Linked DNA regions of Homo sapiens: region 1 is linked to region 2. A link is a contact called in ENCODE Hi-C or POLR2A ChIA-PET data. All regions are on one chromosome and are shown on one strand. Each heading gives the region's core, a stretch centred on a gene start or an enhancer-like site at or near the end of the contact. The rest is flanking DNA. Distances are from core to core; before and after follow the strand shown. Region 1 has its middle 14 kb from the start of NAV2. Region 2 overlaps CSRP3-AS1 (CSRP3 and E2F8 antisense RNA 1).

Region 1 (6,646 bases), core at 1,776-4,275, 480 kb after region 2:
GGAATGTACTCCCAGTATTCCAGGCCAAGGGACACACTGGCATCAGAACACCTGATTAGGGGATCACCTCCCACTGCTGCCTCTTTGCTCACTCCCCTGGCCAGGTGCAGTCAGTTACCTGCTCTTATCTGGCAACCCAAGGTGGCCTTCAGGGAGTTGAGTCGGCACTCTCCGGTCCAAAACATGACATAGTGGGAAAGATACAGACTTTGGAGTCTGCAATCCAAGTTCAAAACCCAGTTCAGCCACTTAATAATGGAAGTGGTTATTTAACTTCTTTGTACTTCAGTTTTCTCATCCGTAAACAGGGAATGACAATACCTGGCACAGAGTGGACTTTGAGGAATATTTGCTCCCAGCCTTTTTTTTTTCTAGATTTTGCCTTACCTGGCATTGTTTTCTGTCACATGACCTATCCTGACTTCAGGTCATTCTATGCATTTTAATACAGCCTAGCTGTCCTGGGATTGATTGGCTGCAGGGTGCAAGCTGGAAAATGTGTTCCTTATTGTCATAAAGAGTTTTGTCCCTTCTGGTTTACCATTTGAGTTCTGTCTAAAGACACTGGATGGGCCGGGCATGGTGGCTCACGCCTGTAATCCCAGCACTTTGGGAGGCTGAGGTGGGCAGATCACCTGAGGTCAGGAGTTCAATACCAGCCTGGCCAACATGGTGAAACCCAATCTCTACTAAAAATATAAAAATTAGCCAGGCATGGTGGTGTGTGCCTATAATCCCAGCTCCTCAGGAGGCTGAGGCAGGAGAATCACTTGAACTCGGGAGACGGAGGTTGCAATGAGCTGGGATCACACCAGTGTACTCCAGCCTGGATGAAATAATAAAATAAAATAAAATAAAATAAAATAAAGACACTAGATGACCTGCTTTTTTTTTTTTCTAATCCTGACTAAGGCCTTGTTCACTGAATCCCATTCTACTCCATATGCTAATGGTTCCTTGAATGAGGCTTGGCTTGCTAGGACATAGCACAGGAGAAAAAGCAAAATGCTACATGACACTGAGATGCTGAATCATGCCCCCATAACCTTCTCCTCCATACATAGAAATGCTCTCCTGGTTTTTTCGGCAGCCTACTTGAACATCAATCACATCGGGAAAAAAAAATAAAAAAAATAAACTGGCTTGCCACCAACGCCATTGTGCTAAGAATAATTTCTGTCCTAGCAGTACAGCTGGTCAGAAACATTTCCCAGTGTTCCCATCTGGAATTAGGTGTGAGGATTCAGGAAGTGCATTTGTCCATTTCAAGTCTGAACCTGGCATGGGCCTTGAAACTTGGAAGCCTGACAAAAACCTAAGAATCCTAGAGTAAATGTCCAAACACTGACCTGCCCAAAAATCTATCTCATATTGAAGTCTCCTTCTCTTTTGTGTGTTGCATGACTCTCATTTAGTCTATTGTTCCTAGTTTTCCAGGAGTCAGTATTAAATATCAACCGTATTTACTAAGGCAGAGCTTAGTTCAGCTCAGCGTCTCACAGTGGAGTCCTCAGCCAGCATAACATCTTGATGATCAGGATCATGGTTTACTGGTTCTGGTTTGAAATTGGTTCTTGATGATAGTGGCTGGCTGTCTGGCTTCAGAGAAAGGATTGTTTACATTTTAATCTTCCAAATAAATAGAATTATTCATCCACTCAAAAACTATTCCCAAGATGCTGACATTGCAGCAGGCATTGTGCTCTCTAAGCACCAAGGACTTTAAGCACAAAAAGACACCTTCTCCACCCTCTTGGAGATGATAGTTTGATTCAGTGGTTCCTAACCCTGGGCTGCACGGTAGAATCACCTAGGGAGCTTCTTATAAGTAGTGTTAAGATATGATTTTCCTCTTTAATCCTCACAATAATCCTACAATATAGATAGTGCTGTTGTACACATTTCAAAGACAAGAAAACTGAGGCATAGATTGGTTGAGTCGCTTGCCCGAGGTTACACAGCATTGTGGAACTAGAATAGGACCACAGAAGGTGTGCCTTCAGAGAGCTGTACTTACCTCAGAACTATCCTGGAATACTATGCAGCCATAAAAAAGAACAAAATCATGCCCTTTGCAGCAAATGGGTGGAGCTGGAGGTCATTATCCTAGCAAACTAACGTAAGAATGGAAAACCAAATATCGCATGTTCTCACTTATAAGAGGGAGCTAAGCACTGAATACACATGGTGGTAAAGATGGGAACAATAGACACTAGGGATTGCTAGACAGGAGAGGGAGGGAGGTGGGCATGGGCTGAAGAAACACCTGTTGGGTTCTATGCTTTTGGCCTGGATGATGGGATCGTTGAGACCCCAAGCCTCTGTGTCACACAATTTACCCATGTAACAAATCTGCACATATATCCTTTAATCTATAATAAAATTTGAAATTTAAAAAAAAAGGAACTGTCCTGCCTCTTCCTGAATAGGGCAATGCAGGAAGAGACAAGATAGTTCTTTTTTTTTTTTATTTCAGATTTTATTATAGAGGAAAGATTAAAGGGCATGGCATGTCTGGAGATGGCTGGTGCAGGTGGCAAAAGAAAAACTAGGGAGGGAGGCAAGGATGGGGCAGGAGGGGTCTTGGGGACCCCGACTGGGACACTGGGTTTTAGTTAGGTGATTGGAATAGTTACCACCTGTAACAACTAGACTGTGAAGGCATTTGCTGGGAGGGGCTTAGCATACATTTCTACACAACAAAAAGTAGGTCATTGTCTTCAGAAGAGAGCAGGGAAGGTGCAGATGCTTGTGATGGCAATTGGCTCTGACAGCAGCTCCGTGCTGAGTGGGGAGGAATGTGAGAAGGGCCTCCTGCTCCTTTTTCCCACTGAACTCTTGCTTTGACACGTTATCGTAACGCTGGGGTCAGTCCTAGAGCAGCTGGCTCTGTGCCTCCTTCCCTGGAAGCTGCCTTGCCTACCCAGCACTTGTGCCCACTCAGATCATCAAGCCCACCAGAATCTTCACTACACTGTTGCTCAGAACCCACTCATCACAGCACAGGGCTGAGTGCTGATGGGGCTGCCATGGAGGAGCTGCAAACCCACTTCCCTGCTCATTGTGTAATCCAGGAGAGAACGGGGTGTAATCGTTACACACATGAGCCAGGGTTTGAATTCCAACTCCATCATTTACCACGTGACTCTGAGCAAGCCCCTTGACCTCTAGGAAGCTCACTTTTCTCATCTGTAAAATGAGGTGGCCATCCCTACTTTGCAGCTTTGTTTTAAGCATTGGGGATATAATTCACAAGGGACCTAGTAAATGTGTCGGAGGCCCTCAGTAAATGGCAGCTGTTATTATGCCTGCTTAACTGCCATTACTGAATTCTAGATCCCCGTGGGCCCAGAGAGCCCTGGTGGAGAGCCATTGAATAAACCCCTTATTTTGCAGATGAGAAAGCTAAGCTTGAAAAGGGCAGTGGCTTTCCCAAGGTCACCCGGACTGTGAAGAGCACAACCAGGAGCAGGAGCTACCTGTGAGAGGCCTCCTGGCTCCAACCACAGAGCAGAGGTGAAAAGTTCAGCTCCAGCTTGGCCACGGCCACCCATAGCCTTTGCTCTGATTTCCTCTCTCCACAATGGCACAGACACAACCTTTCTGGAAGGGTTTGTGTGGACGAGTAAGCTGTCATTCCAAAGTGCTGAAAAGTACTCCACAGGTGCCAAATCATGACTCTCCATGGATTTCAACACCTCGGTTGGCATGCCTTCCCACCAGATGCAAGCTTCATGTGGACAGTGCTCACGTGTGTGTGTGCATGTGAGAGAGAGAGAGTGTGTGTGTATGTGTGTGTGTAGGCGGGTAAGAAAAAGGAGAAGGAGGGAGAAGACCACTTAGAGGATTCCAGACATTCTGAAGTCCTTTTCCATACCTGAACTCCAGGACATTATGACTTAGCCCCCTGCCTTATGAAGAAGACCACTGCTAGCTACTTTTGCAGTTGTTCCAGATCCTACTTCCAGCCACCTGCTAGAGAAAGGCGTGAAGAAGGGCAACTGGCCTAGGGCCCCCACTCTGTGGCCCACAGTGAATCAGTAACACTGTTGCTGAAATCTTCAGCAAACAAGAAGCACAGTCAGGAATTCTGTGCCAGGTTGCTGATGTCAAATGGAGTGTCTTAGCAAAGCATGGAGTTTAGAATCAGACAATTAAGAATTTGAATGCTGGTTCTTCCTAGCTCTGTGACCTTGGGCAAATTACCACTTGTGTACCTGTTTCTTCGTCTGTAAAAGAGGGGAAAATATTACTTCCAAGCATTGTTTGAAGCAATTAAATGGGATGAAGACCCTGGTGCATAACTGTTTAGTTCTTACCCCAAATGCTGCCACCAGCCTCAGTGGCTTCCTGTGCCTGGGTTACCATAGCACCTGAGCTGATCCTGGTATCCCCTTGATTTTACTTATGGATTTTGAAGAGTCAGAAAGATACCAGTATGAAGAGGTGGTCACTGAAAGCAAAGCCTGTTTTCCAAGAAAAGGCATCTCACTTGGAGATGATTGCCTTGGGCACCTCGTATATTTGGGGCAAAGGCAGCTATTGGTGATGAGGGGTAGGGATCTGCTTTTATCCCATATGTGATACTCCATAGTAGAAGAGTAGTGCAGCACCTTGAATAGACGACTTTGAGATAACAGACATTCATAGCCTTACCATGCATTTCCTTGTGAACCAAGTTAGTTAGGCAAGAGGTCAGATGTGGACAGATGTGATCCAGGACTGCAATGAGAAAAGTTGAGCCCCTCTGTGCCTCTCCTGGCCTGCAAAACTGCAAGTAAAGTGTCTACAGGGAGCTTCCATCACACACTCTCTAGCTTCCTTTTCCTGCCTGGTCCATTGTGGATGCCCCAGCTCTGCACATACAGATCCCTTACCCAAGATGCTGGAGGATCCCCGTGAGCCAGAGGGACAGGGATCCCCAATGGGCTCATAGCCTCAGATTCTGGGCCTTCACTTAGTGTCGTAGCAATGGAAATTTCCACACATTCAGATATATCCATGGCAAGGGATCATGCAGTGGCCCTAAGGTAGGTGGGAGAGGAACTGTGGCTTGAATACTTAATGTGTTCCAGGAAATATGGTAATCATAATAATAGTGGTGGCCATGTGTTAGTCACTGGTTTAGTGTTTTACCTATATTCATTTAATCATTCCAACAACCCTATGAGGGAGGGACTGTTATAAACTCTATTTTACAGATGAGAAACCTGAGGCACAGAGAGATTAAGTAACTTGTCCAAAGTAACACTGCCAGTAAGTGGCACAGTTCGGACCCATGCAGTCACACGTATGCAATCAAATTCCAAAATCATCCTTTTAACCAGTAAGCTCCACTGCCTCTCTTTAATCTTCCCCCTAAATCCAGGAGGTGGGCCTTATTACCAGCAGAGGTAAGAAACTGAGGCTCAGAGTGGTTAAGTGACTGGGCCAAGATCACACAACCAATTAAGCGCAAACATCTGTGAGACTCTACTTCACTAAATAGCTTCCAAAAGAGCAACCGAAACCCTGACATTATCTCTTACTCTACACAGAGAAGTGTGGGGTTGGGGACCCAGATTTTTACCCCTCAATGCCCAGACCTCCACCCGAAGCACACTGGCAGGCAGAAGCAAAAGCCCTATTCTTGCCTGGTCATCCTCTTTGCCTTTCAGATCCTGGCCCCAAACATCTAAAGGGGTCTAAGATGTCTTACCTGCTAACATAGCACTTGCCTCACTTAGTAATTATACATTCACTGATGTGGTTATGTAATTACAATTTCCCTGATTGGAAGCTCCACGAGAAAAGAATTTTGATTCTTACTAACATTTTATCACCAGTGACTGGCATGTTGCCCAGCATTTGGTAGCAACATAAAACGCTATTAGAATGAATGAATGAGTGTAGCAGCTATAAGGTTCTAGACTTACACCTGGCCCTCTGTCTCCATTATCTCAAATCCTCACAAGAACTTTGTGAAATAGTCGTCATCATTCCTATTTTACTGTTGAAGAAACTGAGGATCAGAGAAGTGAGGGGACCTTTGCCTCAATCAGTCAATAAGAAATGAAGCCAGGCACCACAGTGAAGTCTGCCAGATCCAGCCTCCGTGTTCCCCTTTTTCACCCCACTTAGAAAGGAACCTGATAATAAACTATCTAAGGGGTTGGGGGTTGGTGGGGGGTCTGCCAGAGTTTCTCCTGTAGGGAAACCAGAAGAAAATGGGGTCGTGGAGATCAAAGGCAAGGAAAGTGCTCAAATGGCCACGGTCATGGGAGGGGATTCTAGAAGACTGCCTTTGATAACTCAGCAGGAAATCAGCTTTGTCGGCCAGCCGCCTTTGAAAACTGGATTCTGCATACTCAAATCAGCCCTTTGTGGTACCCCTTGGGAAGGATAAGACCCTAACAAGCAAATGATTCTGAATGGGAGTTAATTCAACATTCTGATGTTTTTTGAAAAGATGGACTTTGTGGAAATGAAGCCAGGATGATGATGATGCTTAGTAGTTTTCACTGCAACCTCAGGGAGACTAACTTTGTTTGGTTCGTATTTGAGGCACTTCCAGACTGCCTTGAAAAGGAAATTCTGATAAATGTGTGTGAATGTCTAAAATTCTTGTGCAATGTGGAGCTTCAAGAAAGTTGCCAGGCAAATTTTT
Region 2 (6,441 bases), core at 3,334-5,833:
ATCCCTATAGTTTTGCCTTTTCCAGAAGGTCATATAAGTGAAATCACACAGTAGCTAGCCTTTTGAATAAGGTTCCTTTCACTTAGCTTAGTGCATTTGAGATTCATCCACACTGTTGACTCATCCATGGTTTGTTCCTTTTTATTGCTGAGTAGTAGTTGATTGTATGGTTGTGCCACCATGCCCATTCATTCACCAGCTGAAGAATACTCGGGGGACTTCTGGCTTCTAGCCCAACATTTTAGGAGATTAGAAGTCATCACTTTAGGCCAGGTGTGGTAGCTCATGCCTGCAATCCCAGCACTTTGGGAGGCCGAGGTGGGCAGATCACAAGGTCAGGAGATCGAGACCATCTTGGCTAACACGGTGAAACCCCGTCTGTACTGGGAAAAAAAAAAAAAAAAAAGCTGGGCGTGGTGGCAAGCAACTGTAGTCCCAGATACTTGGGAGGCTGAGGCAGGAGGATGGCGTGAACCCGGAAGGTGGAGCTTGCAGTGAGTTGAGCTCCCGCCACTGCACTCCAGCCAGGGCGACAGAGCAAAACTGTCAAAAAAAAAAAAAAAAAAAAAAAAGTCATCACTTTATCCTAACAAGTAAAAAGCTGAACAAACTGAAAACTAACAGCTCTTCTTAGCTCCATGAAATAATTGAAATCACAGGACAAACCGCTCTCCCCAATTTGGGCAGAGAATGGATCAAAGAACCCACAATTTACTGGAGCAGAAATCTCAGTGGGAACTAGTGTTGAGTTAATTTAACCAGTACATTATAGCTGGCTTTAAACAAAAAATTACAAGAACATGCTAATAAGCAAGAAACAGAGTTTGAAGAGACAGAGCAAGCATCAGTATCAGACTCAGAAATGACAGGGATGTTTGAATTATTAGAACAGGAATTTTAAACAATTATGATTAATATATTAAGGAGTCTAGTGGAAAAAGTACACACTATGCAAGAACAGATAGGTCATGTAAGCAGAGAGATGAAAATATTAAGAAAGAATATAAAATAAATGTTAGAAATCAACTCTGTAATCAAAATGAAGGACTTTGATGGGCTTACTAGCCAACTGGACACAGCTGATGAAAGGATCAGTGAGCTTGAGGCTATGTCAATAGAAACTTCCCAAACTGAAAAGCAAAGGAAAAAAAGACTTATGATAAGTGGAACATAATATCCAAGAACTGTAGGACAATTATAAAAGATTTAAAGAACATACAATGAGAACACCAGATGAAGAGAGAAAAAGAAACAGAGGAAATTCTTGAAGCAGTAAAGACTGAAAAGTTCCCAAAATTAATGTCAGACACCAAACTACAAATACAGGAAGCTCAGAGAACACCAAGCAGGATAAAGGGCTGTTATTTGGTTTGTTTCCAGTTTGGGGGCAATTATGAATAAATATGCTACAAATATTAATATACAGCATTGTTTTTTGTACACATAACTCTTCATTTTTGAAGGTAAATATCTGAGTGGAATTTCTGGGTCATATGGTAAGTCTATGTGCAAGTTCATAAGAAACTCCCGAATCATGTTTCAAAGTGCCTGTGGGTTCCCACTAACCACGTCCAGTTGCTCTGCATCTTCACCAGCGTTTGCTGTGATCAATCTCATTTTGCTGTTTCTTAAGTTTTAGCCATTTTAACAGATGTGTAGTGGTATTTCAGTGTGATGTTAATTTGCATTTCTCTAATAAATAAATAATGATGGTGAGCTTTTTTTTTTTTTTTTTTTTTTTAGACGGAGTCTCTCTGTCACCAGGCTGGAGTGCAGTGGCGCTATCCCAGCTCACTGCAACCTCTGACTCCCTGGTTCAAGTGATTCTTCTGCCTCAGCCTCCCAAGTAGCTGGGATTACAGGCATACACCACCACGTACAGCTAATTTTTGTATTTTTAGTAGAGACAGGGTTTCACCGTGTTAGCCAGGATGGTCTTGATCTCCTGAACTTGTGATCGGCCTGCTTCAGCCTCCAAAGTGCTAGGATTACCGGCGTGAGCCACAGCGCCCGGCTGATGTTGAGCATTTTTTAACGTGCTTTTTTGCTAACTATACATCTTGTTCAGTGAAGTGACTATTCAAATCTTTTATCCATCTAAAAATTGGATTGTTTTCTTATTGTAGAGTTTTGAGAGTTTGTTGTATGTTCTGGAAACAAGTCAAAGGTGCTGTTAAAATAATCCGGAGAATGTTGACTTTTGTTTATTTTGGTAGGCAACCAGGCTGGTTAAGTTCATACCACAAGTTGTGTCTTGCCTTCTGAGGGTGGTGGTTCCAATGTCAAAGCCAAGAGGTAAAGAAGGAAAGAAAAACCCAGTAAGCTCCCTGGCATACAAGCTATTCTTCTCTCAGGTAATAGTGTTTGTATTCTGCCCAGAGATTTTAGTTATAATCAGTGGAGGAGATAGGCTGTAATGGGCTTACTTTGTCGTGTTTAGCACTAGTTCTGTAATGGCAATTTAAATACTGGACAGTGATTTTCCCAGATCATTAGTCATCAAACCTAGCAACAAATCAGAATTACCAGAGACACTTTGTTTGTTTATTTACATAATTTTTTTGAGACAGGATCTTACTCTGTCACCCAGGCTGGAGTGCCGTGGTATAATCATGGCTCACAGTATCCTCTACCTTCTAGGTTTAAGTGATCCTCCCACCTCAGCCTTCTGAGTAGTTGGGATTACAGGCATGCACCACCATGACCAGGTAATTTTTAAAATATTTTTTGTAGAAATGGGTCTCACTATGTTGCTCAGGCTGGTCTCAAATTCCTGGGCTCAAGTGATCTTCCTGCCTCGGACACACAAAATGCTGGCATTACAGGTGTAAGCTACCATGGCTGGCTTCCTGGGAAGCTTGAAATAATATAGATTTAAGGGTTCTACCCTAGACCCATCTCCATTAGAAGCCCAAGAATCTGTCAAAGATGCTTTCTGGTGTTTCTAATACAGCCAACCTGGGACTGATTTGGGGGCCCAAAGTCAGGGTTAAGCTTGGAAGTTTGTGAAGCCCTGGATAAGACGATCTCCAGGGTCCTTTCCAGCCCTGAGATCCTTAGGCTCTATATTATTCAGAATATCCCATTCACAAAGATGCTTGTTAATGAGGTGCCATTCTATTCATTTCTCTCAAAATTTCAGCTGAAGCTGTAGATCACATAGGTCATCTTGACAAAGGTCCCAGAGAAGATTAAAAATATGTAACTGATAGCAAGGTCAAGATATTAAAACCAAAAGGAGAACGGATGGTCTCCCAATCTGTAAGATTAGTTTCATGGAAATAACAACTTCTTGCAATAATAGCGGCAATAAAATTTAAATCTGCCTTATATAGTGTTTGCCAAGAGGAATATCATGTGTGCTCAAGTCCGAAGATTAGTGGTTTCATTAAGAGCCTCCTTTCCTCCCTAGGATCAGCTCTTTCCCATACATTTGATAAAACTCTTTTGGTTGAGCGCAGGTTCTGCTTATGTGCTAGGAATCGCCAGAGAGTTTGAATTTGCTTTTCATAAAAATTTATTTCTAAGGACCTCAGAAATCATCTCCTTGGGATCACTTCTATAAGGATGCAAGAGGAAACCAGCCCTGACAGGTTAAGTGCCTTATTAGCGAGTCTGAACTGGGGCTTGAAGCCAGATTTTGGCTCCTAGGTTGTGCATGTCTTACTTCTCTGAGTTGAGTCAAGTGAGATGTTGGATGCAGAGCCTCTGAGCATGTTAACAACAACAGGTCAGATAGCTGCAGTTGGCAGTGGCTGAGCTCCATGCAAGGCATTTGTAAAGGGTGCTTTGACCTAAAATGTTTCAGCTCCTGGATTTGCAGCTATGAAAATACTGGCAACTAAAATGGCTCAGAACTTGCAAAGTGCCAACTTGCTGGCACATCGTATTCTCTGGGCACTGGGAAGTGGATGGCCCTTGGCTCTCTCTGGAAATTTTTTCGCCCCATTTCCTCTCAAAAGTGCCACATGGTATTGTATAGCCAGGGCTTAATCAGGTGAAGCGGAATCTCTATGAGTTATGAAGTAAATGATTTCTTACAGAAATCAGATCTTACACAATTGTGAGAGAAACTGGGGGAATAAAGGTTGGAAAGGGCTCGTTGGAAGATCGGAGTCGCAAACCGGACAATCTGAGAAGCTGAGCATGTCCAGCCACCACAGAGGGACTGTGCGGGAGGAGCTGGTGGTAGAGGAATATATAGGGGGTTGGTGCCTCTGTGGGTCTGCATGGAAGCTTCTGGTGACAGGGCTGGAGCAGCTGCTCTTCAGCAGGACCCGCCCTCAGGAGGAGGCTGTGGACAAAACCTGGAGGACAGCCAGGCAGCTGGAGTCAGGGACACTTTTGTGTCGTCATTGCATCACATTGCCCTGGCCTTCTGAGAGGAATGGTGGTTGTTTCCTTTCTCCCTCCAACATGGTGTGCAAACTCCTCTTTGGTGCTCAAAATCACAACCATAACATGAAGGGGTTTTCGTGAAATGTTCTGGCTTAAGCAACTTGATACGGAATAAATCACCTCAAGTTTAGAGCCTGAAATAGCAACAGCGGCCACGCCTTGGGACTAATGCCATGGAAGCACTGTTCTCATTTGCCATGAACAATCTGGAATCAGCCTGCCTCACCACAGTCTGAACACGCATGACGATGCCAGGCGGCCCAAGCTCTGGAGTGCGGGCCTCAGCTCCAGGCACAGCTGCACGCACACGCTGGCGCTGCACAGGGTCTGTCCCTCAAGCTTTCTGAAATTAACTTCCTCAAAATGGGGCCAATAATAACTACCTCGCAATACTCTTTGGAAGTAGATATAATAGTAGATGCTCAATAAAAATTATTCCTTTTCTCTCCCAAGTGCCACTTGTTCCCCTGGGTCATATAGGACCTGTCCTCTTTCTCAGAATGTCTCCAGGTAGAAATGACTTTATCAAACTCCAACTTGTTCAACCCGCCTTATTTTGCTGTTGTTCTGTTTTGTTTAGTTTTAGGCTTTGAGCAGCCTGAAGCTATGGTTTTTAGTTTCTGTCTCTAGTGATAAGCAGAAAAGAGGGGTGAGAAAGGGGCTTTACTGGTTCAACTAGAAATAGAAACTAAGAGCCCATGAGTGTATTCTCTCCCTTGGACGCCGCTGGAAGTGTTGAATTTTGATAATGAATATAGGTATGTAATTTATATTTAGCATTCCTGGCATTTCATCGTGGTCCTAGTTGCAAGTATTGACAAGTTCCAGTTTGTTGGATAGTGATAAAAAACACTGATTGGCATGGGAAACATCTGCCATCAATTCATAGCCTTTTCCTGCAGGAGAGGGATGGAGCCCTTCTTAGGCAGTTAGACCAAAATCTATTGACTTGGACATGCAAGATCTATTGGTTTAGAAAAGTGAGTTTGGTAACATGAGTTCCCTGGGGATCCTTCAATTTTCCTGGGTCAGAAGAGATAAATTACAATTCCATAAAGGTATTTTGCCATATAGGAGGGAAGCAAACATATATATGTACTCATGAATCTTTACATATAAATACATATCTGTACATATTCATATAAAGCAAAAGAGATGCTACATATAATATTTTTAGATATATGTACTTAAAGTCATATAAAAACATATATACATATACATGTCTATCTGAGATATAAATAATACATAAGGTAGGATAGAGGGGCAAGACAAGTAGAAGCTGATATCAAAGTTGGAGACAGACAACCACAAAAAAAAAAAAAGAACTTGAAAAGGAAAATATTCTGGAGCCATTAATTTGAAAAAGATGTGGACCTATACATTTATTAGCCCCTGAAGGCATTACGGTATCATAGGTGGCTTAAACTGTGTTTGTTGAATTTGAATTTAACAAAGCAACAGTGCTCATGAATTTCTGAAATGTGAAGAAAAGTTTAAATTATAGTCAAAGTACAGTGCTCTATTTAGGAAATGGGGAGCTATATTATCATTTTAGAAAGATTTTAATTCATAGTAACAAAATTGTTCTTATTCACGATGAACTTCTAGAAGATTCACACATAGAGGATATTTTTATGAAACAAAATAGGATAATATAGGCATTGTTTTGCATGACACAGTGCTGAGCATATGGTAAAAACTAGTAAATACTTGAAAAAGAATTCAGTATATACAGGGCCTTTTAAAAATGCACTTGATTACTTGACTGCTGGAGGACACGATAATATATTCCTTACCTACATTTTTCTACAAAATGTTGACAATCATAACAAGTCCTCATTTAGCCGCTGATTTGATTGAGCAAGTCACTGGCCTGTGTTCACTCAAATGGGAGACTAAAATGTAAAACTACTTCCTAAAAAGTTGACTAAGAAATTGATACCTTTTGTCAACCTAAAATAATAACACATTTCCTTTGAGCTTATCTCTTATTTTAAGCCCTCAAGATATGAAAACTACTACTGATAAGTACTGTAAAGAATC

The links. A loop is a pair of places that touch in the nucleus more often than their neighbours do. ChIA-PET counts read pairs that join two places held with the same protein, here RNA polymerase II (POLR2A).
Region 1: a map of gastrocnemius medialis shows a loop between it and region 2 (2.4-fold over the local background). The contact joins two enhancer-like sites. A Hi-C loop is called at or near these places in 1 of 168 maps with a recorded cell type or tissue (gastrocnemius medialis). POLR2A ChIA-PET finds 5 or more read pairs at or near these places in 1 of 52 experiments (naive thymus-derived CD4-positive, alpha-beta T cell).

What each region holds. Positions count from the first base shown.
Region 1 is chr11:19,695,051-19,701,696 of GRCh38, forward strand. It overlaps a transcript of NAV2 not described here. Among named protein-coding and RNA genes, the nearest start is that of NAV2, 14 kb to the right of the region's middle. RefSeq lists a silencer at 2,683-2,846 and an enhancer at 6,036-6,550. Within about 2 kb of position 3,026, at least 7 of the 41 ENCODE cell types and tissues checked have a DNase peak (open chromatin) inside an H3K27ac peak, as active enhancers do; they include gastrocnemius medialis, where a contact is called at or near this core.
Region 2 is chr11:19,214,653-19,221,093 of GRCh38, forward strand. The region is part of intron 1 of CSRP3-AS1 (CSRP3 and E2F8 antisense RNA 1); the gene reads left to right. Among named protein-coding and RNA genes, the nearest start is that of CSRP3, 16 kb to the left of the region's middle. Within about 2 kb of position 4,584, at least 5 of the 41 ENCODE cell types and tissues checked have a DNase peak (open chromatin) inside an H3K27ac peak, as active enhancers do; they include gastrocnemius medialis, where a contact is called at or near this core.